Regions from separate parts of the Mus musculus genome. Here region 2 is linked to region 1. Evidence: chromatin loops called from intact Hi-C (ENCODE). Cell type or tissue: gastrocnemius. All regions are shown on one strand. Each heading gives the region's core, and the rest is flanking DNA. Links, peaks and the distances in the headings are about the cores only. Region 1 holds the start of Gm15008 (predicted gene 15008). Region 2 holds the start of Septin6 (septin 6).

Evidence for each region. Hi-C counts contacts between places; a loop is a spot of excess contacts. Peaks named below come from ENCODE experiments on the same cell type or tissue, not always from the same donor. Only the 100,000 strongest peaks of a DNase experiment are listed, where the experiment ranks them.
Region 2: a loop joins it to region 1, with 2.3 times the contacts of the local background. A loop is called at or near these places in 6 of 42 quality-filtered maps.

The regions. Positions count from the first base shown.
Region 1 is chrX:36,902,631-36,918,922 of GRCm38, forward strand. It overlaps Septin6 (septin 6), which reads right to left. Exons shown (of 10, transcript NM_019942.5): 10 at 8,642-10,624. The coding sequence ends at 10,615. It overlaps Gm15008 (predicted gene 15008), which reads left to right and starts at 8,204. Exons shown (of 4, transcript NR_045917.1): 1 at 8,204-8,259; 2 at 8,371-8,466; 3 at 8,925-8,978; 4 at 9,102-9,355. Nkrf (NF-kappaB repressing factor) reads right to left here and starts at 835. Exons shown (of 3, transcript NM_029891.3): 1 at 106-835. The coding sequence starts at 371. In gastrocnemius, for the core only: a CTCF peak has its summit at 9,008 (motif pointing left); DNase peaks (open chromatin) are centred at 8,356 and 8,989.
Region 2 is chrX:36,974,276-36,990,567 of GRCm38, forward strand. Septin6 (septin 6) reads right to left here and starts at 15,420. Exons shown (of 10, transcript NM_019942.5): 1 at 15,104-15,420; 2 at 788-902. The coding sequence starts at 15,133. In gastrocnemius, for the core only: no CTCF peak of the experiment used is centred there; DNase peaks (open chromatin) are centred at 9,156, 9,449, 9,703 and 10,977; H3K4me3 peaks cover 403 bases; H3K27ac peaks cover 1,944 bases.

The sequences.
Region 1 (16,292 bases), core at 4,548-12,547:
CAAACTCCACCATCCGTCATCTGTTCTTCACCTCCATCACTCAGCCGACCCGCATCACCCATCTCCCACCCTGTCCCTAACTCAACCTCCCAACACCATCCTCACCTGCAGCCCAGGAAAACGTGGTTTGTCCAGGCGGCGGAGAGCGCGAGGAGCTGGTCCAGGGCAGCCCCGGGATAGCTGTGCAGGTGCCGGCAGATGAAGCTCCGCCGCAGAGCCCACTGCCAGTCACTTTCGTGGCTATAGCGCCACTGCTCCAGCACTGGCTCAGGCGGGGGCGGCGGGAGGGGCGGCAGCGGCGGCGGCGGGAGGGGGGGCAGCGGCGGCGGCGACAGGAAGTCGCCCCCCAGCAACAGACGTCCTCCAGCCATCTTCTCTGCTTCAGAGTGGGGACGGCCCCCGGGGACGATGCCTACCAACTGGCCGGGGGCAAGCGAGGCGGCTGGGGTTGGGGGGGGGCAACCTGTGTGTGAGGGACGCTCAGGGCTGAGACTGGGGGGGCTGGGGGTATGTGCCTGGGGGGGGCGGGGGCTACGCTTACAGAGAAACGGGGATGGGGGGTCAATGGTCGTTGTCGCCACGCCAGCCGCACGGCTCCAACTAATGTGGGGACGTGAGGGCTTCCTTATATATGGGGCACACTAGGCAGCGGACTTGGGCCCTGCCACACAGCACCTCTGCGGACCCTGGGACCCACACACTGAGAGAGTAGCGGCAAGAATAAAAAAAAAAAATAAAAAGAAGAAGAAAAGAAGGAGGAGAAGCACCAGCACGCTGCGCTCCCCGGCTCGGGTCTCTCACCCTACCTCCCCGCGTGCCACCCTGAGGTTGTGAGGCCACAGCGCATGAGCCGCAACCGGTCTCCAACTTCAAAGTCCCGCGCGAAATCTCGCGCGATGGGCATTTTTCCCTTCCTCTGACGTCACTCTTCATTGACGCACTCTGCTGACTGGCAGAAGGGCGGAGACTCCTGGTAGGGGACTCTCGGGGCTTCAGTGGGGTTCTAGAATTTGATGATTCCGTTAAGTCCCTGGAAGGTGCCCTCAGGTGATTAGTTGGCTGTGATGCCTGGCATTATGCTCTAGCTGTGTCCTTGGAAAGGGGTTTGGGTTTCAAGGGGATGTGGCATGTTTTTTTTCTGTTAGCTCTGAGATGCCTCTTCAGAGAATAGCTTGAAAAAAAAAAACAATGCGTCTTTCAGCATCAGCTTTGGAGTTGCTTGTGAAAGTGTGGTTGAAAAGGCGACATTTGCAAAGAAAATAACAGCAACACTTCTCTAGCTGACCCTCTTACATTTTTCTGATCATGGTTACAGACAATTCTGTATTGTCTGTCGAGTCAAAACACACACACACACACACACACACACACACACACACGGCACATGGTTTTGTTTTTCAACTGCAGCCCAGGCTACCTTCCAACTCACAGTACAACTAAGAGTGATCGTGAACGTCTGTCTTACTGCCTGAACCTTCCAAGTGTTGAGATTACAAAGCGTATCATCATGTATTTTTATTTCAGTTTACTAAAGACCCAAAAGACTAGTTAATAGCCGCTGGGCAGAATAATGGACAAATCATTATACAGATGGCAACCATGGTAATGAGAATGAACCCCGCATAGATTTAACACTTACACTAGCAGTATTACCCTCAACTTTAACGAAAAAGGGAGGCTAGCTTCGAACTTAGCCTGGCCTCTTGGATACTTGGAATACAGATTCTGATCTATGCTCAACTTGCGGATTGACAAGAATAACAAATGTAGCTTCTAATTTGTGTTTATGTGTGTCTGTGGGAGTAAGGGAGGACAGATGCTAGGAAAACAGGAAGGGATGCATGAGAGGGAGAGAATTACTTCACTGGAAAAATTGCCCTACAATTAAATCTCAATAACAGTATCTATGCTTTATTAAAAATACCAAAACTCATTATTGAATGGGTCCACACCTAATTATTACGAAAAGCTGTAAATTCTTAATTATGTTTTCTTGAGAACTGCTGTTCAAATTTCCTTCTAGGTGTATATCCACTGCTGATTAATGTTGTAGCGTATATTATATTCTGGTTTTGCACATTTCTACACATGTAACTATTTCCACTCAATGGTGTCATTTTAATTTAGGTCTTGACATCTTTCACAAGTTAGCACTGCGTCTTTTAAATCTTCTAATAAAAAATTGAGAAAGAAAAACGTTAAAACAACTGACTCTTATTCCCTTGATAAAATAACCACTCTATGAAAACAGGGGGTTCCTTTTTTTGCTCTTAATGCCTGCACTGGCTTTCATGGGCATGCCATAGGCTAGTCAGATTTATGGATGTCTTTCTCTTTGCACCATCCTAGTTTCTTAGAGTCTACATCATAAGGTGATTGTGTTTTAATAATTTGATCCATTTCAGGCTTCTATGGCTATGTCCCTTTCAAAATGCAGTTGCTGAAATTTAATGGCCAATGTGATAGCATTAGGAGGTAGGGTCTTAGTGCTGAAGAGATGGGTCAGTGGTTAAGAACACTTGTTCCTCTTACAGAGGAGGAGTTGTGTTCCTAACACCTACACGGTGCTTTACAACCATTCTTCTGACCTCTGTGGGTACTAGGTATGCATGTGTTGTACATACATACATGGAGGCAAAATACTAATGCTCACAAAATAAATCTTAAAAAGAGGGGAGTCTTAAGCTAGGTGTAGGGACACAAGTATAATCTCTGCATTTGGGAGCTAGTTGCTGCTACAAACTGACTGTAAATCCAGCCTGGGCTATGTGAGACCCCATCTTAAAAAATGAAAACACACACACACACACACACACACACACACACACACACACACACCAAGAACAGAAAAGGACATAGGATCTTTAAGAGTTAATTAGGCTACTCTCTCCTGACAGATTAAGATCTTTATAAAAACATATTTCACACAGCATTTCCCCCATATGAGGATACAATATTGCTCTCTTCTGGTAGATACAGCAACAAGAAACTATCTTGGGAGCAGAGAACATTCCTCCCCAGACAACCACTTCTACTAAAGTCTTGATCTTAGACTTCCCAGCCTCTAGAACTCTTAAGAAATAAATTTCAGTTCTCGAGCTATTCAGCCTCATTTATAGCAGCCCCAAAACCTATCATCACATGTTCTATGCTACCAACCCTCATCAAAGTCAATATTGCAGTTCGAAGACATCTTTCTTTAACTCTGAGAAAAAAGGAAAACTCCTTGCTCTTCACTCAGAACAAATCTTGATCAGATCTGCATTTAAGTTTAAGGCTCCCATATTAGCATTAATTCAGAAAAGCACTAATTCTGAAACCACATTATTCCTGTGGGCCAGTTACAGTTGTTTGCAACATCCATATTTACCATTTTTCCTCTTGCTATAAACTTAAAATATGCTTTGTTTTGAGAGATGATTATATTGCACACAATTATTCTTACTCAGGGAATTATGATTATACTGGGCAGAGTTTCCTATAGATTCCTGAATAACAGATATGCGATCCATTTCCTAAGTTGGCTTATATAGAAGGTTCATACAACCTTGAACCTGTAGAACATTGTGGCCTTAGCTTGGATGTTTAAGTCAGTGTGTGTCCCACAAATTTATTACTGAATTTCTGAATAAGCTTGAGTAGACATCTATCTTTCTTATGTGTTATTTTCAAAATATAAAATTGTTATAGCATCTTAGCACCTGTGATGATTAATTTTGCTTCTCCAACTATAATCATACAAGTAGCATTATATAGACTGAGCAGATTGTGTTTGTATATTTAGGAGAGAGAGAAAGAGAGAGGGAGAGAGAGAGAAAGAGAAGGGGAGGAAGAGGGAGAGGGAGAGAGAGAAAGGGGGTTCATAGCAGAGCATGCAAGGGAAAGTAGGAAATGATGTGATTATGTTTTAGTTTCAAAAATAATAAAAAAAATTGCCTAGGGCATTAAAACGACACAACTTTGAGTGTATTTGTAGGGATGTTTCCAGAGAGCAGTAGCCGGGGGAAAGGTAGGGGTCAGGAACAAGCAAGCAAACAAATTCTTAAAATCTGACTTTTGAAATACAACATGAGAAGCAGTGAAAGTGATCTAAGAGGCCATCTAGTGGGCTGTGGATGTAGCTCAGTGGTGGGGTGCCTGCCTAGCATGTACGAGGTCCTGGATTAAGCCCCCTGTATTCCCGGATATCCAAGAAAAGGAGTTTGTTTTTCCTGGAACAACCATAATGTTGTTATGTTTATGGTTCCCTTGATAGATTGTAAACCGTATCATCTCTAGATAAGAAAACAGAAGAACATTTTGTATGCTCTATAACCTCTCTCCAGGAGTCCATTTAATAAAATCCTACAGCCAACCTGTTTTAACCCATTCCCTTTTCACAAGGTACAGAATCACTCAGGAAGCAGCTGAGACACAGAAACAGAAACAGATTATCTGAATAAATATTGAAGTCCTGTGGAGGAAAGAGATTATAAACACAGCCCATTGCAGTTCTGAACCACTCCCCAAACCTGTTACCCTCCATCTTCTCACCCTTCATCATTCTCCAGCACAGCTTTCTGTCGCTCTCTTTAGACACACACACAACCCATTTGACTGCACCAGGCTTCCTTTCCTGACCGTCCTTGTAAAGGAGTCAGTAATGACAGGAGGGAACCTCAGAACCAAGAACCCAATTAAGCACTATTCCCATTAGCATATCAGAAATTAGATGTGTGCAAGTGTTGCATGCTTATTTTGATCATACCCACAACTCATTATAGTAACTCTCTTCCGCTCTTCCCCCTACAACTTCCTTCCTCTTCCTAACTAACCTGCTTTCAACTTTCATAGATTTTTTTAAAAAATTAATTTAATTTTATTTTTTGGTAATGCAATGAGTTAAGTTAGGGTAGTTTACAGTAGCGTGGGTCAACTTTTGTTTATGGGAGCACAGACATCTTGCCATCGGCTACAGCCCTGAAGAAAGTGTCTCTCTGGCAATCAGCCATAATCTGCATATAAATCCTGTAAGGGGCTTTTGTTTTGTTTTTTTCTTGAGTCAGAGTCTTACTCTGTAGCCTAGGCTGTCTTCAAACCTGCAGCAATCCTGCTGACTCAGTCTCACACAATTTTCTTTTATTTTTTTGAAAAAACTGTATGTATTAGTTTTTAGATTCCCATGAGTATATAGTGTGCAGTGAACATCCCTCTCCTTTGCCTTTGTCCTCCCTCCTCTCCCATCAGTCCACTTTGTTCTCCTAGATAATTATACTTCGCCTTTCACCCCACAGGGTTCTTGACCACAGTATTCCTTACCACAGAGGCACTTGAGGAATGTTTACTAATGGATCCAAAGCAATAATCTTGAACCTACAATTAGGCTAAAGCTGGCTAACCTGAGCACCAAAGTCATTAGGAGCAGTAATGAAGTAGAAAACATTGGTGTGTGTGTGTGTGTGTGTGTGTGTGTGTGTGTTTTGAAAATCCAAAGAGGAATATGAGAAGGGAGGGGGGAAATTCTCAAGGGAGGGGCAAAGGAAGGAAGAAAAAGAACAGGAAATGGAGTAAGTATGACTTGAAAGGCGAAGGAAGAGGACTTGAGGAGGAAAAGAACCAACAGGAGAAAAATGTGTGTGTGTGTGTGTGTGTGTGTGTGTGTGTGTGTGAAAGATGGTTACGGGTGGGGGACAAATAAGAACAAAGTAGAGGGGCTGGAGAGATGGCTCGGTGGTTAAAAGCACTGACTGCTCTTCCAGAGGTCCTGATTTCAATCCCCAGCATCCACATGGTGGCTCACAGCCATCTATAATGGGATATGATGCCCTCTTCTGGTGTGTCTGAGAACAGGTGCAGTGTACTCACATACATAAAATAAATAAATAAATCTTTTTTAAAAAAAGAAGTTTTACATATATGTATGCATGTATATGTATATATATATATATGTATATATATGATAACAAAGTGTAATGACTTGGATTCATGAAAATGTCGTAATGAAGCCCATTACTCCGTATGCTAAGTTTGAAAGTTAATAAAATAATTAAATCCCAAATTAACTGTCCCTGACATTTATTATATAAAGTCATAAATCCTCAGTGATGCTAGGTAGATAAAGGAGATGGAAGAAAAGCCTTGTGCTTCTTGTGCAGTCACTGTGCACTTCCTAGCAGCAGTGAACGGAGAGCTGAAATTGAAAGTTGTTTTGTCAGATCCATTCAGGCAAAAGCTATCAGCAGATGCTAAATCTGGGAGGGTTTTGACAAGGAGCAAGGTGTATTTGGGGACTTCTAGTTTCTCCACATAGGGTTTTAGTAGCAAGTTTGTTGATGGAAGAGGAAATGAACAAGCCTAGCAATTATGTAGTGGAGGAATGAAGTAGCGCCTTGACCCAAAATGAAATGAATTGCTGAGTTATTGTGCGCGCACGCGCGCGCGCGTGTGTGTGTGTGTGTGTGTGTGTGTGTGTGTGTGCCATGGTGCATTTATGAGAGTCAGAAGAGCACTCTGACTTGGTTTGCTCCTTGCTACCTTGTAAGATCTGAGACTCGAACTCAGGTTGTTAGGACTATGTACAAGCAGTTCTGATGGATGAGCTATCTTGACAGCCCACATCTTGGATCCTAAATCAAAAACAAAAAGCAGGACCTTAAAAAGATCAGTGTTGGGGGTGGAAAGATGGCACAGAGGTTAAGTAACGCATACCATTCTCTGAGAGAATCAGAGTTCAATTCCAAGCACACTTAAGCCTACTCTAACTCCAGTTCCAAGGGCTCAAACACCCTCTTCTGACCTCCATGGGCACTGTATACACACACACACACACACACACACACACACACACACACACAATTTTAAAATAAAATATTAGAAAAAATATGTCATAAAAAGAAAAGAAATTCTGTTCCCAATTAAAGATTTAGAAGACAAGGCAAAATGTATGACTTTAGACTAAATCCTACATTTAAGGGAAATTATGTAAAGAAAATTATTCGGTAGATGAAAGTGGTTTAATAATGAGATGAGTCAGTTACCAAAGTTGACAATTGTGGTTTGTACTGGCTAGTTTTGTGTCAACTTGACACAGCTGGAGTTATCACAGAGAAAGGAGCTTCAGTTGGGGAAATGCCTCCATGAGATTCAACTCTAAGGCATTTTTTCAATTAGTGATCAAGACACCTTGTGGGTGGGACCATGCCTGGGCTGGTAGTCTTGGTTCTATAAGAGAGCAGGCTGAGCAAGCCAGGGGAAGCAAGCCAGTAAAGAACATCACTCGTGGCCTCTGCATCAGCTCCTGCTTCCTCACCTGCTTGAGTTCCAGTCCTGACTTCCTTGGTGATGAACAGCAATGTGGAAGTGTAAGCTGAATAAACCCTTTCCTCCCCAACTTGCTTCTTGGTCATGATGTTTGTGCAGGAATAGAAACCCTAAGACATGGTTATAGAAGAGAATGTCCTTATTACCCATAATGTAAGTTAGTATAGAACATTACACAGTGGCCAAGGCTGCCCTTGAACTCCTGATCCTTTTGTCTCCATCTCCTCAGTGTTGTATTACAGGACTGTGCCACCACATCTGGTTCTATTTTGTGCAGAGGATTGAACCCAAGGCTGTAAGTGCCTGGCAAGAATTCTACCCACTGAACTACATCCCTTCCCTATTAGGGCAAGGACATTCTAAAGCCCATGCCAAGAAGGCAAGCAGTAATGCAAAATGGAGATGGTTCTCAGTGGGAGGTATCCAAACCCAAGCACCCCATTTAGTAAATGCACAGGGTTTTAAAAACGATTTATTTTAAATCATGTATATGTGTATCTGTCCGCGTGTGGGTATGTGCTTGTGAATTCTGCAGCTTCAGAGGCCAGAAGAGGGAGAGAGAATCAACGGAGCTGGAGGTGCAGGGGCAGTTGTGAAACCCCCCCCCCCAAGCCTGTGTGCTAGAAACCCCATCCTCTGCAAGAACAGCAAGTGGGTTTAACCTACAGAGCATCTCTTCAGTTCTATCCACGGATTTTTATTTTTATTTTGTTTTGTTTTTCGAGACAGGGTTTCTCTGTGTAGCCCTGGCTGTCCTGGAACTCACTCTGTAGACCAGGCTGGCCTAGAACTCAGAAATCCGCCTGCCTCTGCCTCCCGAGTGCTGGGATTAAAGGCGTGCACCATCACCGCCCGGCCCACGGATTTTTAAAGTATTTATTTAGCGAGTTTGTGCCCACATGACGCACTTGACTTAAACTCAGAGGACATCTTGCGTGAGTCCATCTCTGCTTCTACCACGTGAGTTCCAGGGATCAAACCCAGGCCACCAGGCTTGGCGGCAGGTACTTTTTCCTGCTGAGCCAGCTTGCTGACCCTAATGGCCCCATACTTTTTGTTTGTTGTTTTCAGTTAGCTCTGTGAAGGATTTGCTGGTATTCTTTTCTCAAGAAGCCCCACCCCCAACCCGCCGGGTTTACTGAGACAGGATCTGGATGTATAACCCAGGTTGGTATTGGACTTACTGTGTTTGGTTAGAGAAGACATCCTCTTCCCGATGCTTTCTGGATGCTGAGATTATAGGAATTTGACACCTGGTTTAAGATTTTATTGCTTTTACCACTGGAAACAGAACCCCAGTGCTTTGAACTCAGCATTTGACTTTCTTTTTTTCTTTCTTTTTCTTTTCTTTTTTCTTTTCTTTCTTTTTATTTATTTATTTATTTATTTATTTTTTGGTGTGTGTGGGGGCTGGGGGCTTGAGATGAAGTGCGTGTAGGGGTGAAGTGCTGGAGCACGTGTTGGGAGGTCAGAGAGCAACTTGCAAGGAATCAGTTCTCGCGTTCCCCCATGTGGGTCCTGGGGATCGAACTCAAATAGTTGGGCTTGGCGGTAGGCGACTTACTGTATTACCAGGCCGCCTGTGGTTTTCTTAACACAACACAACTTTCCCGCTATTCCAACAGATTATGGATCCTGTGTTTTCCAACACCTTCTCAGTATCAGTGTTCACCAACGTCGTAAGTATAGTCTCACTCTGCTGCCCCCTAGTGTGTGAGCTGCGTAGAGGTTGGTCAATTTTATTTGCTCTGGTATCCAAGCAGAGGCTTCTAGGTTTCCTTTCTTCATCATTTGGTCTTCAGGCAAATGAAGCTGAGGGAAGCAAGCCCCAATTCACTCACAAGCAGATTTCTGAAAACTGACCACTCTCCCTTTTACCTATTGCAATGCCCGGGAGGATTGGAGGCATCCCTGAGTGACCCAAGGCTTGGTATCTACAGAATGCCTTTCAACTAGTGAAATTGGGAAAATGTTCACAGCACAGGAGTAAATAAGAGCTGTTTTTGTTTTTGTTCTGTGGAATGCCATTTTCTGTCTTTACCCTCCTTCTACTGTCGAACACTAGTTCAACCAGTGCTAGTTAAAGGGAAAGCTGAGGACTTCCTGCTAATACCACCCAGTCCCATGGGAATGTCAGGGACAGGAGGAAGAAAGGCACGGGGAAGGGACATGCCAGTCCACTGAGGAAGACTTAGTAGGCTCCTGGCAGCTCTCTGAGCCTCCCAATTTATCCACTTGGGAGGTGGCCACCCATTCCTAAAGCAAATTGCCGTGACCCATGCCACCAACTGATGGGAGCAGATCATGGAGCCACTGAGCATTTCTTTGAATTTTATTGAAAATTGACATGGACATTAGAAAGATAATGAGCTAAACAGTGCTGGTTCCGGGATGTATCTTCTGGAGAATGGAAGCCCCGGAGGAGCAGTGACTGATCACACCTTTGAGCAAAAAGAACCACAGAGAAGAAAGGAAAAACAAACGGAGATTCTGGAAAACATGCAAAGAGGCTCTCTCAAGAGACGAGACAGCAGAATGTTGGTGTCTGTGGTGTGGACAGATAGGAATGAGCACATTCACATGGTATTCAGAGAGTAAGGAAAGCCAATGATTTCAAGGCAGATGTACCGCCATCAAAGCTCTCCTTCAAGATACCAAGTTGAATAGAAACCTCTTGCGAAACCTGCAAAGCCCCTTGGAAGTTTGTGTGGAGAAACTTTGTTCTCAACTAAGCTTAAGTTCCCCCCGCCCTCATGTCTTTCTCCAGCTGAATGGTAATTGTTCCATTTCTCCCCACCTTGCTGGGGTCTGCAGAAAGTCTGTGAATGCTGAAGGTGCAAATGCCACTCAACTTTCTCTTCCATATTCAAAATCAGCTTAATAGTGTCTGAAGACAGTCAACCCACTGAACCAGAGAATCGTTTTAAGAAAAACAACGTAACACTCAAAACCTGGTGAACAGCACTTCCACACCACAGCTGAGGTCTGCCACAGTCACTTAACAACACCTGGGTGAGTGGTCCTGTTGTTGTCTCTCTGAGGTTACATTTGGTCCATTTCCAGCTCTGATGATTCTTTTCCTGCCTTGTGAGTTTGGGACAAGACAATTCCATGTGAAACACCATGTAAGTCAGAAGAGAGCTTCTTGCCTGGACACAGGGACACATGTACACTTGTTGAGTGTGGTGTATATGTGCGCAGTTGCAGGGGAGGGGGATTGGTTGGTTTCTTGCTTGAGACAGTATGGAGCCCTAACTAACTCTTCTATAATGGCAGTCTTCTCCTTTAGACTTAGTACAGCTGCTGAAGACAAGGTTAAAAAAAGCTGGAGAGAGAGAGAAAGAGAGAGAAAACACGAAATTAGCCAAGGAGAAAGGACATTCAAAGTGACATGCAAGGGGGGTGGACAGTGGAAGGTAGTACAGATTAACTGCTGAGAAGACAGGAACAGGTCACGATGGGCCATCAGCACAGGAAATCTATAGAGAAGGTTTGAAGAACACCACACACACGTTTAATTGCATCTTGCTTTAATTTAAAAATAAGCACATATTAACAGCCAAACGTGAATGCCAAATGATTTTTAAAAAATCCAAACCAGGTGGAGAAAGCAGACTTCTTGGCTTAAGAGAAATGGGGTGTGTGTGTGTGTTTCAGGAAGCCATTCCATTCCAGTCTGGAAAAGCACAGACCATTTCTCTAATGAGTGTTTTTTGTTTTGCCAGAAGTAAACAGGGAACTTAGAGTAATTTTTTAAAAAAATAGTAACAATTGTACTAATTAAAGACTTTCAAGTGAAGACAGACAAAAGTTTGTCTCATTTACAGTGAGAACTTCTCAATGAAATTTAGCATCATCTTTTAATAGGTACCATTGCTTTTTATATCTACCTGAGTTCCCTGATTACACAGTGCACCAGTGAAATGTACACTGGCCTGGTCCTGGTTCAGACTTACAGGATCTGATTTTCTGTTTTGACTTACAGACTTACAGCTAACTGATCATCCAGCATCATGGCAGCTGGCCTGGAGCTTTCTCTTCACCTGTGCCTACCCACCCTATCCTATTTTTCTACATAAAAACCCTCAAGAGTCATCTAACACTGGTTTCTCTGAACATAAAAAAAAAAGAAAAAAATCTTGTCTCCAGAAAAAACCATAAATACTTGGGTTGCTTGGTGAAAAGGATTAGGAACCCAGAGACAGGAAATTGGAAATTTTGCTTGCCAAGGAATAGCGCTGGGACCTTGGATGAGTCCCTTCGTTTCTCTACGTGTCACTATCCTCCTATAGCATGGGGTGGGGTATATCAGCCATGCTGATCAAAAAGCTCCTCACTTTATATACAGTTTTTGCTTGCTTTTAGAGGGTTGTGTAGCTCAAATACTTGTGAAGTATTCTGAAATCCTCCAGGCTCAAGTAGGGAGTGTATATACAGATGCAAATGAAAGGCCTCGTTTAAAAATACAAGTACTTTTTAAGGAAGGTGGTACTTTCAGGCTGGCAGGCAGTCTGGGAAGGTGGATTAACCCCCCTAAGGCAGCTGGGTGTGGTGGTGTTTGCCTTTAATGCCAGTGCAAAATACCAGCAGGCAAATCTCTGTGAATTTCAGGCCAGCCTGGTCTGTTTTGTGATTTCAAGGCTAGCCAGGGCTACATAGTAAGAACTTGTTTTTTTAAAAACAAACAGAACTCCATGGGTACAAATAAGGGGCCTTTCTCTAGGAGACCCAGACAGCCTTCACTCAGTAGCCTGGCTCTCCTGATTACTGAGTGTATCTGAGATACTTGGAGATTTTGCTTTAGGGCTTTCTGTTCCCGAGGTGGCTGGCTTCATTTTGTTTCGCCTCTAGGCATAGGGTTTCCTGCAATTCTCCACTTCCAGTTGGTTTTTCTGAAGGACTAGCTCAGGCTTTCACTTTGTCACCTGGTCCTTGCCTCTGGCCATTGGCCAGTACAGATCAAAACCGCCTTCTCTCTTTGCCAACAAGAAAAGAGAAAGTGCGCACATTGTCTTGCTTGCTTTAACAAGTTCTGCTTTGGGCTTAGTCTTAGGTTCAAGTTATTAACTATGATTGTAGACAATGGCCCCTGCCCTTTTGTAACAGTTCAGAAGGCCTGCAAATTTATTTATTGCATTTTTTTAGAGGTAGTGATCATACAGCCACCTTTATAACAAGATAAAAGAAGTCAGGGTCCATGCCAGTGGGACTGGGAGGCAGAAGCAAGTTGCAGAACTCAAAAACAAAAACAAAAACAAAATGCTTGAAGTACCAGAGCAGGGGTGGAGGGCCCAGCTGTCTGGCACCATATTTTTTAAAAAAAGTTGTCAGTTAAAATAAGAACCTTCGCTTAAAAGGCTAAGTGGAGTCCAGTCCAGCTGTAGCGGGCCATACTATTCAATACACAGCCATGGGTTACTGCAAAGGAAGGGCAGAGAGACGCCATATTAGCCACAGATCATTGCCAGGTCGCCTCTAGCTGTTGCTCTGTCACTAGCCAAACGCCAAAAGCCATACTCTGCCTCCTGGCCCTGACGGTGGAAGGCTCTGTACTTCAAAGGGTTTCCAAAAGCCACAATCAGGCGGGACCCATTATAAAACTTAAAACTACCATATTTTTAAAAATATCAAATCCTTAGACCAAAGTAAATGACCTTTCAAGTGACAATGCCTCTTTTCTTCCCTCTTTCAAGTGTCACTTGTGCAAATGCAGGTTCACCCTACCATTACATTCATCAGGGAGACTAGAACACTAGACAACCCCACGCCTGGATTCTTTGATCAGCTACTTGGATTATTATTATTCTTGCTATTCCACTTCATTGGGATGGCAAGAATTGACCAATGGCATGCTGAAACCCCCAAGGAGAATTTTAGAAGCCTATGAATCAAGACTCTAGGCTGGTGATAACATTCCAGTTTATTTTCCCTTCTGTATCTGTGGGGGTCCCTAGAATTAGAGAGGGGGAATATACACTATCTGTTCCAGCAATTGTGTTTTGTATAGGAAGGGCTTGGTGTGAATAAATGTGTGGCTGACTTTTAACACAGCTTGTGTAAACTGACTCCGAATAAAGGAAATCAAGAAAGGGCTTGGCTAAGATGGGAGAAGAAACAGGCATCGCTGGCAATTCTTTTAGAACCTATTATAAGGGGCTATGGCTCTTGGCATTAGAGGAGTGGGAGAACAATCCCAGTGACTAGGATGCAGGAGTATAAGGGGACAGTTCTGACCCCTGACTGGTGGATGGAAATTCTTCAAGAAAACAAGTATCGGTTGAATTCTAATGGGGAAGCTGGTACACAAAAGTGACAAACAGTGACCTGTAAACATGTGTGAGTCTGGCAGAGATGGATTGAGGATGTGAGAGAGCATATGGTGGAGGGTACTAGGAGAGGGACTGAGGTATGGAATGTATCTCCAAGCCACGAGATTGCTGGCTTCTTGGTCAGGAACCAGACATCATCATTTGACTCTCAGGCTTCTATAAACATTTGAAGGAAGAAAAAGGGAAGGCATGGGGTGTATGCCCTCTAAGCATGTTAAGGGGGGAAATAAAGAGAGGGAAGCCCAGCTCTGTTGCACAGGAAAGGGCGCGTCTACAGGAAGCCCAAACTGAAAATGAAAAGAGAAGGGGGGTTAATGAATGGACGGATGAACGTACCAAAAAAGTCAGAAGGAAATTAAGTCATAACTAATAGATATAGTAGAATAGCTATGTTAGATGGTCTTAAAGTCTTGTGCACTGGCTCCTGGGAAAATGCTTTCTAACATGGATGGCAGTAGTATTATTAAATACTATTAAATAGTAGTGGTATTAAAAAGCAAAATAAAGATCAAAACCTACACAGTTTTAAAAATCTGTTCTTGACAAACAACCTGCCAACACCACACACACACACACACACACACACACACACACACACACACACGCATCCAGCTAACCTTGTCTATGAATACCAAGTCTCTAGTCACCTTAGGCCACCAAATACAGCAGCAGGCTCACTGCCCCCTTGACCTACAGGAAAAGAAGTGGAGGTTTCAACTTTGGCAGTCTTTAGAGCAAGTTTAGCTGGCTAACTTCTACCCCTAAGCCAATACCTGCTTGTCAAGTGTGTGATGGGGTTGGGTTTCAACCAGTGACCAGTAAACCTGAACTATAGAAACCCATCACTGGCTTGTGTTCATGTAGCATTTTGACCTGTCTCCTGGGATTTCTTTCCTATGATATAAGTAAAGTCAAGTCATATTGATCCTTATGTCACATATGAAGAGACTGACATGCCTGTGGTTGTAAAGAAAGTAGTATCATTACATCCAGGATAAGAGATACCTACTCAAGACATTTCTATCACTTGGGAGAGTCTTGTTTCAGAGAACTTCTTGGTTATGTATCTAAATCCTTGTTTACGACCTGAAGAAGGTTTTTTTTTTTTTTTTAAATGGCTTAGCTATGATATGTGCTCTAAAGACTCATGCATTGAAGTCTTCCTTGCCAACTAAGGAGTTTTGAGGAAGTAACTAGCATCTGAGGGCCCTGATTTTGAGAGAGGAAACCTGAGAAGGATTCATATGAAGGCATTACTGGAAGGTGGGCCTATTGGAAGAAGACGGTCACCAGAGCAAGCCCTGCAATCTTGCCCCAGCCTGATTTCTGGCTTGACATGCAGTGAACAGCTCTGCTCCAGTATACACCTCCACCAGGATGTTCTGGCAGGACCTTTGCCACATTAATGAGGCCAAGTGACCATGAACAGAACTAAACTTTCCTTCCTTAAGTTGATTCTCTCAGCTATTTTCAGAAAAATGGACTCAACAGCCATCCTATTAAATGAGAGCTATTTGGTGGGGGTGGAGTTAGAAGAACATGCATATCTGAGAACATGCAATCAGTTTTACACAATGAATACACCCACTCTCCTCCATATGTAAGTAAGCCTCACTCAGCCTGCATTCCAGATGGCTTTTCTGATCAACTACCCCAAGTGAAGGTTGGGAAGGAGGGCACATAACCTTTGTGGCTTTCAGAATCTTGGCAGCTAAGGCTCTCTCAGACCAACTGATCCAGAACTGCTTTTGCAATCTACTACAGAGAAGCTTGCCAAGAAAAGCTAACGGACTTGGGGTTGAAATTGGCTGCTCCAGCTGTTTATCACTTATCTCTTACTTATAAGGCATGGCTTTAATTATAATTTACAGGGTTCATTTTAGGGATGGCTACTAATAAAGATATACTCAAGAAAATCTGAATGAAATTGTGTCAATCAGTGTGCAACAAAATCGGAATGTGCCAAAATTGAATTCACCAGAATACACCTGTCTTGCTCTCATTAAAAATGGTGGAACAAAGAAACTCCACATGATCTGAGCTCCTGTTATGTCTCAGACCATAGCTAGGCACTTGGACTATGGTGGGGAGCAGAGACTTCAGAGATTTAGTCTTCCTAAATAGAAAGCTGCTCTTTGATGCCAGTGCCCTAGTAGGGGCTCCAGGGTTTGCTTTAGAACCAGGCAGTAAATCATTTAATTGTTCTTTTAGGATGCATTTGTTTGGCTTCGTTTCCTGGGCTTTCTGTTTCAGAAGCTTGGATGGACTTCCTTGCCAGGATTTGCTTGGAAGGAGGATGCCTTTGCCAGCTGCCTGAAGTCTCTACTGCAACAGTTGTAGCCTTTGGTTTTGTGACTAATACCAGGCTCTCTATATAAACCACTGTATGGCCTACCGAGGGGGCATCATCTCAATGCTTTAGTCCCCAACCCAAACAAACAAACAAACAAACAAACAAACTAAGGCAATTCATGAGTACATCCGACACCAACTAGATATTTTGTATTAGCAAATTATTGTTGATTTTGTAGCTGCGACAATGGTGACTGTTTTTGAGCATCATTATCTCTTAGAACTATGTACTATGTATATTACACATGAATTGATACTGTTTTCACCTTACAATAATCCAGCATGTCTGAGGTAATTGCAGAATCTGACTTA
Region 2 (16,292 bases), core at 4,626-12,625, 72 kb after region 1:
CCATGAGCCTAAGACTATTACTTCTGAGCTTCACTTTGCAGACTGGGGGCCAAAACCACTTCTGTGAGAAAGTGTTGAGAGGCATAGTAGGGGCTTCCTTCAGACTTAACTTATTCATTCACTTCGGAAATATTATTGAACTCTTCTTGTGCTACGATTAGCACACCAAGTGGGCTCAAATCACTATGTCTCCCCACATAGGTATCCCAGGGCCTGGGAGGCTAAGGTAAAAGGACTGAGAGTTAGAGGCTAGCCTGAGCAACTTGTTGAGTTCCATGCCGGCCTAGGCCCACACAATGAGACTCTTGTCTTAAAACAAAACAAAATAAAGCCTAGGAACAGATACAGTCTAGGGAATAAATGATCTCTGCATGCAACTCTGTGATGCCTACACTTAAGCTCCAACTGTACCAAGCAAGCTTAGACAAACTAGAGACACACAACTTCTAATTCTGTCCTGGTTCTTATCTTCTGCGCTCAAAAAGAAGCTGACAGCAGTAACTGAGCCAGCCAGCCCCCTTTAACAAAATTTTCCATTGAGTCTCACAAAGCTCTGTTTTTCCCCAAGGTACAGCCCCAGATTCTGGTCTGGGAAGAGGGGGGAAAGACGTAATTGCCGCTGGATGCTTACAAAAATAAACAAAGGGATAAGAGAAGAGGGATTGGGGGTGCAAGCATGTAACTAGATGGGGATGACACATTATTTAACCTAATTACCTGCAAAGCCACATCTAGCCATTAAGGATCTATATCCTGTAATAGAATTTCCTGCCTTGGAAATACTCACCCACGCACAGGATGTTGAAGCAGAAGCCCTGGCTGACTGACTTATTCACCAGCTGGTCAGGCAAGCTGTCGAACCCCACATGTCCAGCCAGGGGGACAGTTCGACAATCTTCGCCCTAATTTGGAGAGGGAGGGAGGGAGGGAAGGGAGAAAATGAAAACGTGCTTAAAAGCCATTTGGACTTCTATCCTGTGCCAGAAAGTAACAGCCACAAAGGACTAATGTGTCATCTCTTTCCTCAGCCACCCCTCCCCAACCTGCAACACATATACCTAAAGAGCAAAATGGTCCATCAGCTTGGAAATTATGGATGCTTGGGTACAGCACTCAATACGTTCAGTAATAAATACCACTTGTTGTCCTAGACAGAATCAACTATGTGGGCAGTTGATCCCCCTCATCCAAACTTGGATGAGATCTCAATTCAATCACTCAGAGGCTGGGGAGCTTCTCTGAGACTCAGTTCCCTTCCACATCTGTCACAGGAGACAACAGGATGTATTTCAGAGGTGATAGGGGGACAGCAATGTTTATAAATATCTATGGTAATGCTATATATTTAATTAATGTGTGAACATATATTCAATGAACATTCTAAAGTCCTTAGAAGGCAGTGAACCTTCTCTCTAGGACACTTTGGAGACCTACAAATGTGGCGCAGCAGAGAGGTTGAGCTTACAGGCTTGGGCAGGCAAGAGGGCTCAGAGGGTACAAGTGCCTGCTGCCAAGCCTGATGACTTTAGTTCAAAACCTGGGATTCGCACGGTAGGAGAATCAACTCCCACAAGTTGTCCTCTGATCTCCACACTCATGAGACACCAGTTCCCCCCACCCCCACTAAACAGACAGACGGACAGACAGACAGACAGACAGACAAATAACTCAATGTAAAAATGGTTTGAAAGTGCAGAATTTTTGAATCAGGCAGATCTGAGTCAGAGGCCAACTTTTGCAGCTCAAGCTTTAACAAGTTAAGTTCTCAGTGTCCCATTACAAAACCACGAGTAAGTAGTGAATGTGCAGACTCCACAGGACAATACTCCTCACACACAGAGCATATTGCCTGGCATGTGGAAAGCATTCAAACAGTAGCTGTCCTTATCACTGCACTGTGAGGTTATCTTTGGACCCTAAAAACTGGCCCACCATGCAGTAAAACACTTGTAGCTCCCTCTAGCTTGGAAGGAGCTTTCTCCAGCTTTCTACTGGTTCCCTTGACTTCACAGGGGTCAGCCAAGCCACTCCCAGCCCTGGAAAGCATAGGGCCTAAGCTTCTTATAGTTAATGGTTTTATAAAATGAGGAGAGTCTCAAACTCAGGCAGACTTCCAAGGGACCAAAAGGAAAGGATGAAATGGGCCTGCATGTACTCATAAACTATGCTTACTGCCAATGGTCACAGCCGAGGGTGGGGTGTCAGGAGAAGGGTGGAGAATGGAAGCTGGAGGCAGACGAGCTTCACAAGAATGATGGGCTATGGAAATAGGCAGAGATTCTGTGGGGTGAGGCTGCACGAAACTTTCCGTAACCACCAGGATGCCTAAAGCAACCCAAAAGGCCATGGTTTGTGCCAGGAGGGACCATACCAGCATCCCAGGCTGTGCCAGCAGGCAGCTCCTATGCTGACTGGACCTGCTGTTAGGCTAGGTGTCACACCAAAAGGGATGTGATGTGATGGTGGAGCAGCCACTCAACCTCTTCACCGTGTGTGTGTGTGTGTGTGTGTGTGTGTGTGTGTGTGTGTGTAAGGGGGGGGGGTGTCCCTGCTCCATCAGTGCCATTGGATCCTCCAAGAGCTTGTGCTGGTGACTACCATCTGGAACATTCATTCCCCTCTGACATCTTTCCATACAAACTCCCAACAGAGCACACTTGACAGACTGCCATATGCTATCACTGAGTTAGGTTGATGATGTCTTCCTTGTTCACCCAAAGACGAGGGATCCACATTACCTTATCCTATACCCACTTCACCCCCTTCCACTTCCCTTACCCTATTTCCCATCTTTTCTTTTTTGCTTAAAGCAAACAGTAAGCTGGAAGTTTACCACTGTTGGTTCTCAGCCTTTCTGCAAAGCACCGAAGAGACTTCAGAGCCAATATGCTCTCTCCAGGGAGCCTCCTACGTAGCAGGCCTCAAAATTGGGACAGATTCAGAGTTGAGGTTTCCTGAGCCATATTTTATCATCTCCTCCTGCCTCCAAATTCAGCGCTATGAAAGTTTAAGTGCTCCGAAGTCCAAGGAATTCTCAAACTAAAGATAGCAGGTAGTAGGAAGAGCGCCTTACCTTAAAAACTCACGCCACTGTGAAAGACTTACCAAATATAGGGCCTAGGATGCAGTTCTGTTGGGAGAATGCTTGTCTAACATGCATAAAGCCCTAGGTTCAATCCCCAACACCACATAACTGGGGCATGGTAATTACATGCTACTAAGCTCTATGGCTAAGCTATGCTCCCAATCTCGGCTCTCCCCTTTTGAGTCTCAAGTCAGGTTAGTTGACTTTAACCAGCATTTTTTCTCAAAATGTGTACATGTCTGTCACCTTGTCACTTCAACACCACTGGAGACATATCCTGCCCCTACTCTCTTGTTCTTTCATCCAGTCAAGTATTGTGTAGGTAGAAAGAGCTTTTCAATTCCTGCATGTGGGGTTCAGAAGGTTAACCTCTGTGGTTAAGAGGACTTAACTGTTCTTACAGAGGTTAAGTTCTTAGCACTCAACATGGTGGCTCACAACTATTCCTAATTCCAGTTCTAGGGAACTGTCACCTTCTTCCGGCCTCGGAGGGCACCAGGCATGCACATTGTATGTATCCATCCATACATGCAGGCAAAACACCCACCATATAAAACAAATCTAAAAATAAATATTTTTTAACTATTACATGGTTCATGGTACTCCCTACTCAAAACACCCCAAACTCCTCAAGCCCATTGTTGTGAAATAAAGTCTTTACTCTTCCTTTTGCTCTTTGGGGCTCTTTAAACTGCTGTGGGTGATAACAATAGGCATGTGATAGGTGATTGGTAAATCTTCATTTTGAGGAAGCGTCTTATGTAGCTCACTTGTCTCAGACTTAAGATATTGCAAAGAATGCTCTTACACTATCAGTCGTTCTGCCTCTACCTCACAGTACCCAGATGAGGCCTGTGCTATCACACCCAGCAGAAAGTATTAGACACCAGAAATTATATTTTCATTCCCCCAAGATGATTAACATGTCTATATATTTCCTGCCAGTCAGCACACCTTTCTTTAACAAAATAGGGATACTATAATCTGCTCCTTTCCACACTCTGACTTAATACCCTGACACTTAGTACAGATGTTTTCCTGAGTACTTAAGTATACTTCTAAATCATTTCCTTAGAACATTGTCTCTTAAAAGGCCTATATTATTTTTGAAGGTGTGCACTCGTATCATCTGAGTATAGGTATGTGCACATGAGTGCAGGTGCCTGTAAAGACAAGAGAAGGCATTGAGTCCCTTGGACCTGAAGCTACAGCAGTTGTGAGCCACCTGATATGGGTATTGAGAATCAACTGAAGATCCCCAGGAAGAGTGGTATGAGCTTTTAGCCACTGAGCCATCTCTCTAGACCCCAAATCGTTATGTTTATTGGCCATACAACAAACCCATGCAGGAATCTGCCACCTCTTCCTAACTGCTGAATATTTAGTATCTCCAAGTTTTCTACATAAACATAACAAACAAATAGTCTTCTTGCAGGGTTGCAAATGTTTCTATTTCCTAAAATTGAAGACTATTGGACCAAAGTGTTCACATATTCTTTTATATACATGCATTTATGTACATATGTATGTATGTATGTATATGTGTGTGTATGTGTATTGTGTATATTTATGGTGGCATGCATGCCACAGTGCATATGTAGACATCATAAAACAATCTACAAGAGTTCATTCTTTCCTTCTATGTGGACCTTGGGGGCCAAACTCAAGTTGTCAAGTCCGACAACAAAACAGGTGTCTTTACCCATTGAGCAATCTTGCCAGATCAAAAGGTTTACAGATTTTATACACAGATTCATCACTTAACATGGCCTAGAGGGCCATACCAATGTGTGTTTCCATCACTATTATGCGTGTGTGTCTGTGTATCCATGAAGTTTCATGGACTTGTATCTACTGTGAACTGACTCATTGGGAAATGGTATCACATTCTTTAATTTGAATTTTATTAGTGATAGTAAACATTAAAAATGTCAACTGTGTATGGGTATTGTGTATGTAAATTATCTAGTCATGATTTTGCTCACTTAAAAATATATATGTTTGCCTTTTCTCTTTGCTTTGTAAGAGTCTTACATGCATCGGGGAAAATAAGAATTGATTTCAAGATGCGATAGCTAAGAGAAGAAAGTCAATAAGTAGTTAGCAATGTGAGGTTTTAGGTGCAGAGAGCATTTAAAGCTGAGAAACAAATTTGGGGAGTGAGAGATATAAAATTGGATGTGCTCACTGGGAGGTAGTAAGAGTGAGGGAGATAAAGAATGAACATAGGAAACACCCATGAATAATGGGGAGATGAAGGGGGTTTTACCAAGAGGGAGAAATAATCAGACCAGTTTCCTGCCATCTGAAGCAAAAAAAAAAAAAAAAAAAAAAAAAAAAAAAAAAAAAAGAATTACAGCGAAGTAACTATAGATTTGCCTTTAGTGGCATCACACATGACTCGGAATCTCTATTTCTTTGGTGTCTTTTACTCAGTGTCCACTCTACCTAAATTAACTAGAGAACTTGAGACATAGGGCCTGGTTGATGTTGGTGTGTTGTTGTTGTTGTTGTTGTTTTCATTTTTGCTTTTTACTGGGTTGAAGGAGCCAAGACTTTGTCTCAATCTCTGTGGTTAAGAAAGCATCCAAACATATTTGTACAGTTCTTGATTTAGAAAAGTCTGTCTAGAGAGCACCTGTCTTGCTCTAATGAATCTTACATCAAGATCATAATTGTTCAGAGTGAAAATGTATGCATGCAAATTATGGACAGACTACTGGGCTAAGGGTACACTGATCCCAGGATAGCCCCAGGAAGTGTCTTTTCTTCTCTCTTACAGCACCTCTGATGCCTTATCTCCTTAGTCCTTCTTAAGGTGGTATAATTAATTGAGATCCTAATTACTCTGATTGCAGTTAATTGAATGTTCACCTGACTACAAGGTGCAGAAGAGGAGATGCGACTAGAAGCCTGGCCCAGCACATCTGACACCGAAACTTTACCTAGCTATCTTGAGTAGCAAGTGGTGCCATGTTCATGGCAGCAAATTAACAAAATTGTGAATCTACCATAACCCTGAACCACCCTTACAATCTGTTCTGTGGAACGTCACGCAGCTGTACAAAGATTCATGTACAAGGAAATATATTAAAGCCTTGATGATAGTAAATGAAAAGCTAGGAATTCCTTAAATGGTAGACAACTGAAAAATAAATTATGAACATGAATATTTTAGAACAGTTCTACCACTATAATGCAGCAGGACCATATGTAATGATATGAATACCCCCAAGACATAGAATAAAACAGAAAACAGAAATTGTAGAAAGACATGCATAATTAGTACATGTATGTACAAAATGCCTGGTATATATGCACATGCACATAAATCTATGCCAATACCTAGGACAGATGCATGAAAAGACACCAAACCAAAAGACACCGGCAGTTACGTCAGAGAACAGGAAATGGAAACAGAGGCCTAATTAGAGGTGTCATCGGGTTTTGTAGTGTTCAATTCTTTTATGACACAGAAGAACTAACTCACATTGTTACCGGTATAATTGACAGATATATATATTTTAATAAGATAAGGAAAGTTCTTGCTCATTCAGCTTGGCAGCCCAGGTGATTAGTTAGGTTGTAGCCCAAGAGTGGCTAAAGGAAGGCAAAATGAAAGGTGCTCTTGGGAACCGAGAGAGCCCCCCACTTCCCTCCGCCCAACTCCATTTCCTGTTTGCTTGTCATCTGCAGTCACCTGCGGTTTTGAAACACGTTATAACCACATTTGTATCAAAGGCAGAAACACTGCTCTTCTCTTCTGCCTCCTCCCGAGGACACACGGATTTCAGATTTTAATTGAATATTACATATGGTACATAAAGAACAGCGAGGTATGGTGCGACCAGCTGTGTATCTTTCCCCCACTGCTTTTGGTTTGTTTGTTTGTGTTTTGGGGGAGCAAAGTGTCCCAGAAGCGCCCGATAAGCAAGTGCTGTCCTCCACTGACTTCTACCTGTCCTTGAACAGCCCTAACAGACAAAGCACATTGCTGAGTGAGGCCTCTGGGAACTCAGGGTCTGCCTGTGTTGATAGAGAACTACCTGTCTCTGTTCAAACTCAAGGTATCTAAGTTAGCCCTAGTCATCCTGAAGGAATGGGGCAGGGGGAGCATTTGGACCTAAGACTCTACTTTCCCTTGACTTTCTCCTCTGGTCTTTTGCACTCAAACATTAGCAAGGGAGACAAATGCTTAAACATGGTTCTTGGTAGCAGCCTCATTGACTGCTTAGTGGTGGGCCCAATCCTTCACCTCTTTCCCTGCTCCACCATCATTCTGGAACAGAGAAACTGTAAATCTCCTAGACTTTTGAAACCAATCCATCCACCCAATGACATTGGATGGACTATTAAGCAAGTAATGAAAACAGTTTTCTAAGAGTGCAAAATGGCATGAAATACTTGCCCAAAGCTGTTATGTAAAGCAAAGGAAAAACAACAACAACAACAACCTTGTACACCCAACCCAGTGAAGAGAGAAAACTAGTGTTAACAGGTTACTTTGGGGGTAGCCATTCTGTTTTCCAATTTTTCTAAAATGGGCATACTTTAGTTTTATAATCTGGAAAAATGTTTTGTTTTGAATAAAGACTGATGGTACATTCCTAGGCAGGAAAGTGGCTTTGCTATTTTAGGAAAAAAATCCTCAACTTCAACCAGAAAATGCTGTACACACTGTTGTACACACACAGATAATCAGCATGTTTGGTTAAGTACAGCCTATAGCATCTGGGCAATTTTATTATATGTAAGACATTTGTTTTACCAACAATACAATAAATTCTTCTCTTCCTTTATTGTGAATTATTGTCACATTTAGTATATAATTCACTATTAAACAGTACAATATAATTATAGTCCTGTAAACCATAAGACAAATCTTATGCCCTGAAACATGTCAAAAGTCCTGATAAAACCCCATCTACAGCCGTCAATGTTGTGAAAGGAATGAGAAGTACTATACTATCAGCCTTGAGAGACCAATAAGATCCAAAAATTTAAAACAAAAAGGTAAAAACCAATGTACCCCACATATCAAATGCCAGGAGTTTTCATGGGCTGATCAAGTTGGGGTAAGAGAAAACAATAGATATAAAATCTTTGGCTAGGAGAGAAATTTAGGGACCATTCTAAGGAGAAACAAGGTTTTCCAAAGCTTCAGTGGGGAAGCAGTTTAGGGGACCTCAAGGAACCACAAAGGAGAAACCATCTTTACTAAACAAGGGTGAAGGTCGGTCTTTAGCAAAGCCTACAGATGCAACTGATTTTAATACCAAAGATAAACTCCAAAGTGGCTTCTTGTTTGTAAGAAGATTCACAGCAAGGACTCCATTAACTAGCCAGCTCTCCTAGTGCAGTCAAAGTTACATTCCACAGACAAACATTCAGTTGTCATGTATCTTTATAAAATTTCGATAGCTATATATATACATACCTATCCAGACAGGCAATGTTCAAATGGTTGTTTCTAGTTCACTTACAGAGACCCTGCTGAGCTAAAAGCATAAGTTCTTTCTCCAAAACTCTCTCCTCATCCAGCTCAAAGCTGAAGGAGGGAAGGGGTAGGGCTCGGTTCTGCTACCTCAGGCAGAAGCAGAAGCTGGCAGGATGCTAACAGAACTGAATCTGGAGAAAAAGGAAACAAGGACTTGAGAGCTGAAGACTCCCTTAAAGATCACCTAACCCAAGGGCTCTTTTTGCAAAGGGGGAAATGGAGACTCAGAGTGTGCGTGTGGGGGGAGTGACTTGTCCCGAGTCATCCAGTGATGATTTAGTGGCAGTGAGTGGTGCTAGCATCAGGCAGACTGTTCTTTCAGATGGAAAAGCTGACTTAAATACCAGATGTATTTCTTCCTGCTGTTAAAATTCCAGGCCAGCAGGCTCCTGGCTCCATGCAGGTAGGAGTGAGAAAGGACAAGGGAGACATGAACTGGGAGTTCGTGGGCTCACCCACGATAGCTCTGGCCAGCAGAAGACAACCAAGGGTACCCAGGTCTGTGCTCGGACTCTCGTCTCTCTCCCCTACTTTTCTCTCCTCTAGGTCTCTCCTGACTCCAGTCCGATCCTAGGCTTGGCCAGCTGCCCAGCTCTACTCAAGAGCACCAGAGCTAATGGGTCTATCTAACTCAACAAGCCATTGTCTATAAAATATCTCCACTTCAGGCTAGGGGTGACCCCTGTTCTGGGTGGGTCAACTTTCCCACAAAAGCCACACACATTTCCTTCAAGTAAGGCAGTTTGAACAGTTTTCTAGGTGTTCTGGCCATGTTACCTCTAATCTTTTTTTTTTTTTTAAGAAAAGGAAAGGAAAGAAAGACTTTACCCATAGGCCTCTGGGTGAATGCCCAACTGCCCTCTGGGGAGCCTGAATTTGCCTCTGCCTCCATCTGGTCTCGTTTAACGGGGATCTCAAAAAAAAAAAAAAACCCAGTTCTTGCCTCTGCGCCAGTGTTCAGAGCTGGGGGCCTCTGTGGTGAAGGAAACCAAACACCACCTCGCACCTCATCATGACTGTGAGAGCGGAGCTCTGCTCCTGTTACCCCAGGGCCCGCTTTAGCAGGGGGAACCGGAACCCAGAGGTTTGTCCCTGAGAAGGCCTGGAAATCTTTCCCTGGTCACAGGAATGACCCAACTCCAGAGCCAGCTGAGAGCCTGCTGCATAATTCAGCAGATGGCTGTCTCTAGTGGGAAGACAGTGGAGAAGAGGATAACGTTGTTTCTCACCCTCCGGAGCATGTGGCCTCCTTCCTCTGTGCAGGCAGCTGAGAAGCCCACGGTTTCAAATCCCCACAGCAGAAGCCGCCTCCTGCCAAACTGAGGAGGAAGGGTCTGTGTTTCTAATTTATTCTGTACCCCCTCCAGTTGTTACTTAAAATAATCCATCATTACATGGCTGGTGGCTCCAAGATTTTTATTTAAAGCAATATGGAGAGAGAAAAAGAAAAAAACCCACACAACCCGTGACTGTGCTATCTTGGATTTGAGCTGAAAAGCTTTTTTACCATCAGAGAGTCTCCATAGCTAACCAAGCTTGCTTTTCTCTGACCACTTTGGGGGGTGTTGGCAGATGCAAGGAAAAGAGGGGGAAATGGGGACATGGCAGAATTTTAATTTCTTAGAAACACCTTGGAAAGACTAGTGCTTTTAAACAGGGAATCTGTGTGCTCTGGTAGGTGTCTCCTTGTTTCATCCACTGACCAGCAATAAGGCTTTGGACTTAAGCCTCCTGCTTGCTGCAGGCATAAAATAAAGAGGCCAGGAATACCTGTCCAGGAAGTTGTTGGGGAAAATGAAGTCATACAGACGGAAGCATTTCAAGAAAGCTGAGCATCTTACATCTATGCATGCTATCCTTTTTCCTTCCCCATCCCCTTTTCTTCTCTCCAAGTGTCTTGAATATACTTTCAACACATCTGTGAATAAAGGTTTTCTCGCTTGTTCATGCTAATATGAAGCCATGGCACTGACAATCCAAAAGTCCCAGCAAGCCTGGAAGTCAGAACTATTGAATTTTGTATTAGTGCTTGTATTTTCCTCTAGCAGACTAACTTTGCAAATTAGTTTTGCTCAAGTTAAAGCAATGGTGCTCTTCCCTTACAGAAACAAGGTGTGGGGGGAGGGGACATACTGGTAACACAACCAGCAATTAATAGAAATTTTATATCAGACACTCCACAAAGTAAATGCTATGCATATGATTGCAGATCAAATTTTCGTTTTATTACACAGGCCTATTAGTGTAGTGTCATGAAGTTTTGTAAATAAATACACCACTACCACTCACAGTTCTTGGAGTTAAAATGTCAAGAGGAAACAGGGCTCGTTCCTGCCTCATTTGGCAGTTCTGCAAGGGGGCAGAGTTCCTTCTTGCCTTGGCCACCACTACACTTCCAGCACTTGGCATGGGATCTGCCAGAGTCTGTGCCCGATAAATAAATGGTGGAGAATGAATGAAAACAGCAGTGGATGAATTGACAAATGAACTGTTCCCAAGCAAGTGGCAGAAGTGTGATCTCACCCATCTTCACAGCTACCCTTTTCCTATCCAGAAGCCCTCAGGAGGCCTCTCCTATCATTTACAGCCTTCATCCATGGCTGAATTAGGTTCCCTGTAATGACTTCTCATGGCAGGCAGTAGCCCTTCTCTTTAGCACTTAGGATAATGATAACTAAATATGGATTTGTAAACACTTTGTTATTGTGCAAATGTGTGTGTGTACACACAGGCCCACAGGGGGGCGATTTGCATTCTATGGTATTTGTGCAGAGGTCAGAGGGTCGTTGATTCTGCATATTCTAGGGATCAAACTCAAATTTCAGACTTTCATGATAAGTGTTTTTTAACCACTGAGCCCTCTTATCAGCCCTACATAAAGATTTGTGTCTGCCTCCACCAACAATAAACTGGAAACTCCTTTGAAGAAAGAAGTCATACACAGAGGGTTAGTGCTGTAGTATTCCTCCAATCTCTCTCTCTCTCTCTCTCTCTCTCTCTCTCTCTCTTCTTCCCTCCTTCCCTCCCTTCAGAGTTTCTCTGTGTAGCCGTTGCTGTACTAAAACTTGCTTTGTAGAGCAGGCTGGCCTCAAATTCACAGAGATCTCTAAGGTGTGCACCACCACATCTGGCTCCTCTAACCTTTTTGGCAACCCTTAAAGGCACAGCAAAGTTGGGAAACTATGTTTGCCCATATTCCCTTGACTTGGATTCAACACCTTTTCACTATTTGGGGCCATGTAAACTTTCTTCAGCACTGTGTCCTTGGGTAGATCTATGGGGTTTAGTTTTTCCTTTTCCTTCTTTTTTTTTGGGGGTGGGATACAATTATTACTTTTAGTGATAAAGAATTAAGGAGGAGCTTCAAGAGGGAAACCATGAGTTAACTGCTGTCCAGAGCACCTGAGGCAGGGGTTCTAGGGGAACCATAGCTGACAGGTAAAAGTCTGTCTCAACTCAAACAAACAAACAGATGTATTAGATAATTATCACTAATTGTAAGACCAGAATGCAGAAGCAGTCTTCTTCTCAATGGCAGGTGGCAACTGGAGGCCAGCTGCTCCAGGACAACCCTGGCTTATGGCAACTCTTGCTGTCCTTGCAAGATGGCTCATTAGGGGCAGTGGCCTGATTGTAACTGGTAAAAGCAACACTGTTCTCATTGTGGGTACGATCTGTTCAAGCCTAGTGATTTCCAAAGCACAGTACTTACAGTCTGAACTAAAACTGCAACATTGAGCCAAGAGATAGAGCTTTTAGTTGACTGTACTGTGCCCTCCTAGGTCACCCTGAACGAGTCAGGCACGTAACCTCTCAAAATACAGAACAATGACAGTTCAAGTCACCTCATAGGTGGGACACACCCCAGGGAACTTTTTATTAGTTCTTTAATTACCTCAGTATCCACAATGTGTGTCTCCAACTAGGCTAGAACCTTGAAAGCCATGTATGCTACTTTTTTTTTGGTATGGTTGACAAGGGCTGGTTGTATAGTACTATTCACATCAGTCAAACAAGTACACTTTGCATAGGGCTCTCATGCAGAATCATTTCTGGAGTTCATTCAGATGAGATGCAACTGAATTACAAATTTCCAAAGGGCCAAATGTAGGCCCTGCCCAACAACTGCCGTGCCAGGTTTACCACTAACAATGTTTGATGGCAGTGACCCTCCAGGGAATCCGTGAAGACGCTGAAACACACATACCAAGACAGTCTCTCACCATGCCTCAGAATTTACTAAGAAGAACTTCTAAATTTGCCACACATAGCCTGGCTCGCTGGTCTTCTCTTCCCAAGCCCTAGACACATGCTCCTTTGAAGAAACCAGAAGCAACGAGCCACCCAAAGACTCTTGAGTTAATTCCAGCTTCCCCTGGTGAATTACAACTTTTTGCAGACACAAAGGAAAGCAGAGAGACAAATGACACATAAATAAGAGCTTCGCTGGCTTGAGGGAGGGAAGCATGGAGAGTGACGTCAGTTTTCCCAGAGACCCACTTATCATGATAACAAAGTCTCAAATGCTCGGTCTGCTCCAGAATTTGCCATACAATTATGTTTTTCAGTTTACAATGTGGTAAGGCCAGCCAGAGCAAAGTGGAGCCACCCCAAAGCAAAATCAAGGGACACCCCCAAACCACCCCCTTGCTGCCCTCCCCATCTGCAGAACAAAGGTGATCTCTGGATTGTTGGAGTTGTGCCTAAGGTGAAGCAACCTTCTGGAATCTTCTCCCTCACCATCATCAGCCTTGCAATCCTAATCCAGGCAAGGGAGACTGGTGAGGTGAGGGCAGGTCAATGCAAATTCATTAAAGCAAGAAAAAAAATCATTATAGTGTTGTGGGTTTTTTGTTTTTGTCACTAAGGATAGAGCAAGTATAAGCCAGGAGATGGATTCATCTTCTTAAAACTATAGCATCTTTAGAATGCAGATAAGAAAGTCACCCTGGTTGTCCTCAAAACACTAGAAGCAACAAATATCACAGCATCAATCTTGAGAAATCTCTCAAATTCCATCATTGTCAAGCAGCGTCTCACAACTGCCTCTACCTTCTACACCATGGCTGCATAAGGCTGGGCTGTACACGGGGTGGATTAGGTTTCGAATAAACCACCCCGTCCTTCCAAAGCCAGACAGGAAATGGAATAAACTTCTTTATCTGTAGAGAAAATGCTATCAGATTGGAGACTCAGATTTAGACAACAAATCAATTGCAATTACACCAACTCCCCAGAGGCTGCTCCCCACCCCCTCCTTTTGCACAGGAGTCTCATTGCACAGGCTGTTCATAAATGGGAGGTTACAGGGTTATCATTTTTCATCCAGCAGTATTTGGGGTAGTGGGCTATGCCTGGCTGCCTTCTACCTCATTCTGCTTCAGCTTATTGTGCTGATGCGCTGGTGGAATTGTCACCACTTTTCATCTTTGTAAGCAAACTTCAGACCTAAAACAAACAAACATGGAACCTCGGGTTCCTGGGTATGATTTCTCTGCACATCCCAGGCTGGAAAACTTTAGTTTTTTAAGATGATTTTTTTTTTCCTCCAGAGTTGATCGCTACCGAAAGAGAGAACACTGCTTCTGCAAGTCTCACACTGTTCTCGTTGGTCTCTACAGAAAGATGTTAGCGCCACAGGTTTTAGCATATAAACCCATGTACACTGAACCCAAGACCGACGCTCAGGGAACCGTCCAGGAACGTGCCAAAATACCCAACCAGCCACCTACAGGCTGGGATAAACTGCATCCCTCCCTCCCTTCCACAGATACACAAATGGGACCCCGTGGGACACAGCACAAGTGGACACAGCATTGGAACACAGGGACACACACCGTAGAGGTGAGCACACAGAAACAGGCCAACTCATTTAGGGTCACATAACCCTGCCACGGGGAAGGCAGGAGGGCGCGCATGCACATATATGCGCACACGCTGATACCCATACAGACGCAGTCACGTATATAATGCATATGGAGAAACCCTACTCCAGCTAGTCACCTCCCCGCCCCCCTCACCACACTCTGCCTTAGGTCCCGGGCTACCCCCCAGCTCCGCGCCCCTCTATCTGAGCAAGCTGGAGTCCCAGCAGGCAGCTGTGGCAGGGGCGCTCCCAAGCTAAGAGGACAGGGGCCCCGGAGGGCTCCAGACCCATGCTGCCATTCATTCGGCAACGCCCCAGCGGCGGGGCCGCAGCTGCAGCAAGGGAGGCGGAGGCGCTCACTGCAGCTCTCTCCGGCGATGCAAGTTCAGCTGCCCGCCAGTATGCTTCTCCAACCCTCCCGCCCCCCCACCCTCCCGCCAACACAGGTCTCCAGGACATGCTGCGGGGAGAGTAGACTGAGCCGCTGACCCCAGGAGCAAAAAGTCCCGCCTTGCCTCTTTGCTCCTGGATGCTACCCCATTGCCCTCCTCGTGGTAGTGGTGGTAGTCGAGCCGCAACCAAGTCTGCTCGGCCGTCCCCAGCCCCACACCCTCAACCCCTAGCCCGGGGACTGGTATCCAAGCCCTACACTCACCACCTGGCGAGCTATATCGGCCGCTGCCATCGCTCCTTGGTCCGCCAGGGCTGCTTCGGGTGCCTCCGCAACGGGAGCTGCTGCACAGGAAACAGAAGAGCTCCTCCGACAAAGAGAAAGTGTTACACTTCGGGCGCGACCAAGTCTGGTGGAGGGAGGTGCCAGGGAGGGGCCCCCTCACCGCTGCTCCAACCCCAACCTCTCCTCTATCACCCACCCCCTCAGAGTAGGTGTGGGGAGGGGACGGATTGGCCGCGCTGCCTTCCCCTAGGGCGAGCCCAGTTCCAGTTCTCTCTGCAACCCGAGTCTCGGCCTCTGTGAAGGGGGCGGGGGCTCCCCTCGGTGACCACGTCCTCCGCCCCCCCCCCTCCCTGCCGCTACTGGGCTCCGTGGTACGTCCCGACCTCTGCTGAATTGTCACACACACACACACACACACACACACACACACACACACACACACCCTGTTTTCCTTTACATCCCTGAGCCCCCAGACCTGAGGCTGGAAGGGTGTCCTGGCTCCTCCCCCTCCTACTCTTTGCTCCTAGGCTGAGATCTGCAGTCCGCTTTCTTTTCCCAGCCCCCATAACCTCTTGTGCTCCCAACTGAGAACCCTGGGTGCCTGGGTGGGAGCATTGGTCTCTGGAGTGTCAGTGCTTTCCCGTAGTCTACCCTAACTAATCCTGTTATCTCCTTGGGTTGGGGAGGGGCGGTGGCAGGACAGGGGTTGCAGCACCTGCAGCGCCACCACATTACAGCTTAGAAATGGAGCATTAACTGGGGAGCTGCAGTGCAGCCCCACAACTGAGCTGGGACTTGTGGAGGACATCGCTCCTGTCCTGAGGTGCAGTAGGAGCCCAGCTCTCCACTACTGTACCAAATAGAAACTGACGTCACTGGTCCCACTCTGGTCCCTCCTCTCAGTATGAACAGGGCGAACAGGGATGCAGAACATCCCACCTTTTAGGTTAGAAGCCAGAAGGGAGTCTAAGAATGGGAACTGAAGGTCTCTAGCTCTGTTGAGGCAGATGCAGATACAGGAGGGGTAATCATTCTGTCCAGTTCCAATCGTTCCTCAATACTTATTCATCCCAGGACCATATGGCTGACCTGGGACAGCTCATAACATCCAAAGGCTAGAAAGATGCCTGCCTGCTCTCCTTTTCCTCCCAGACAACTGCCATTGGTG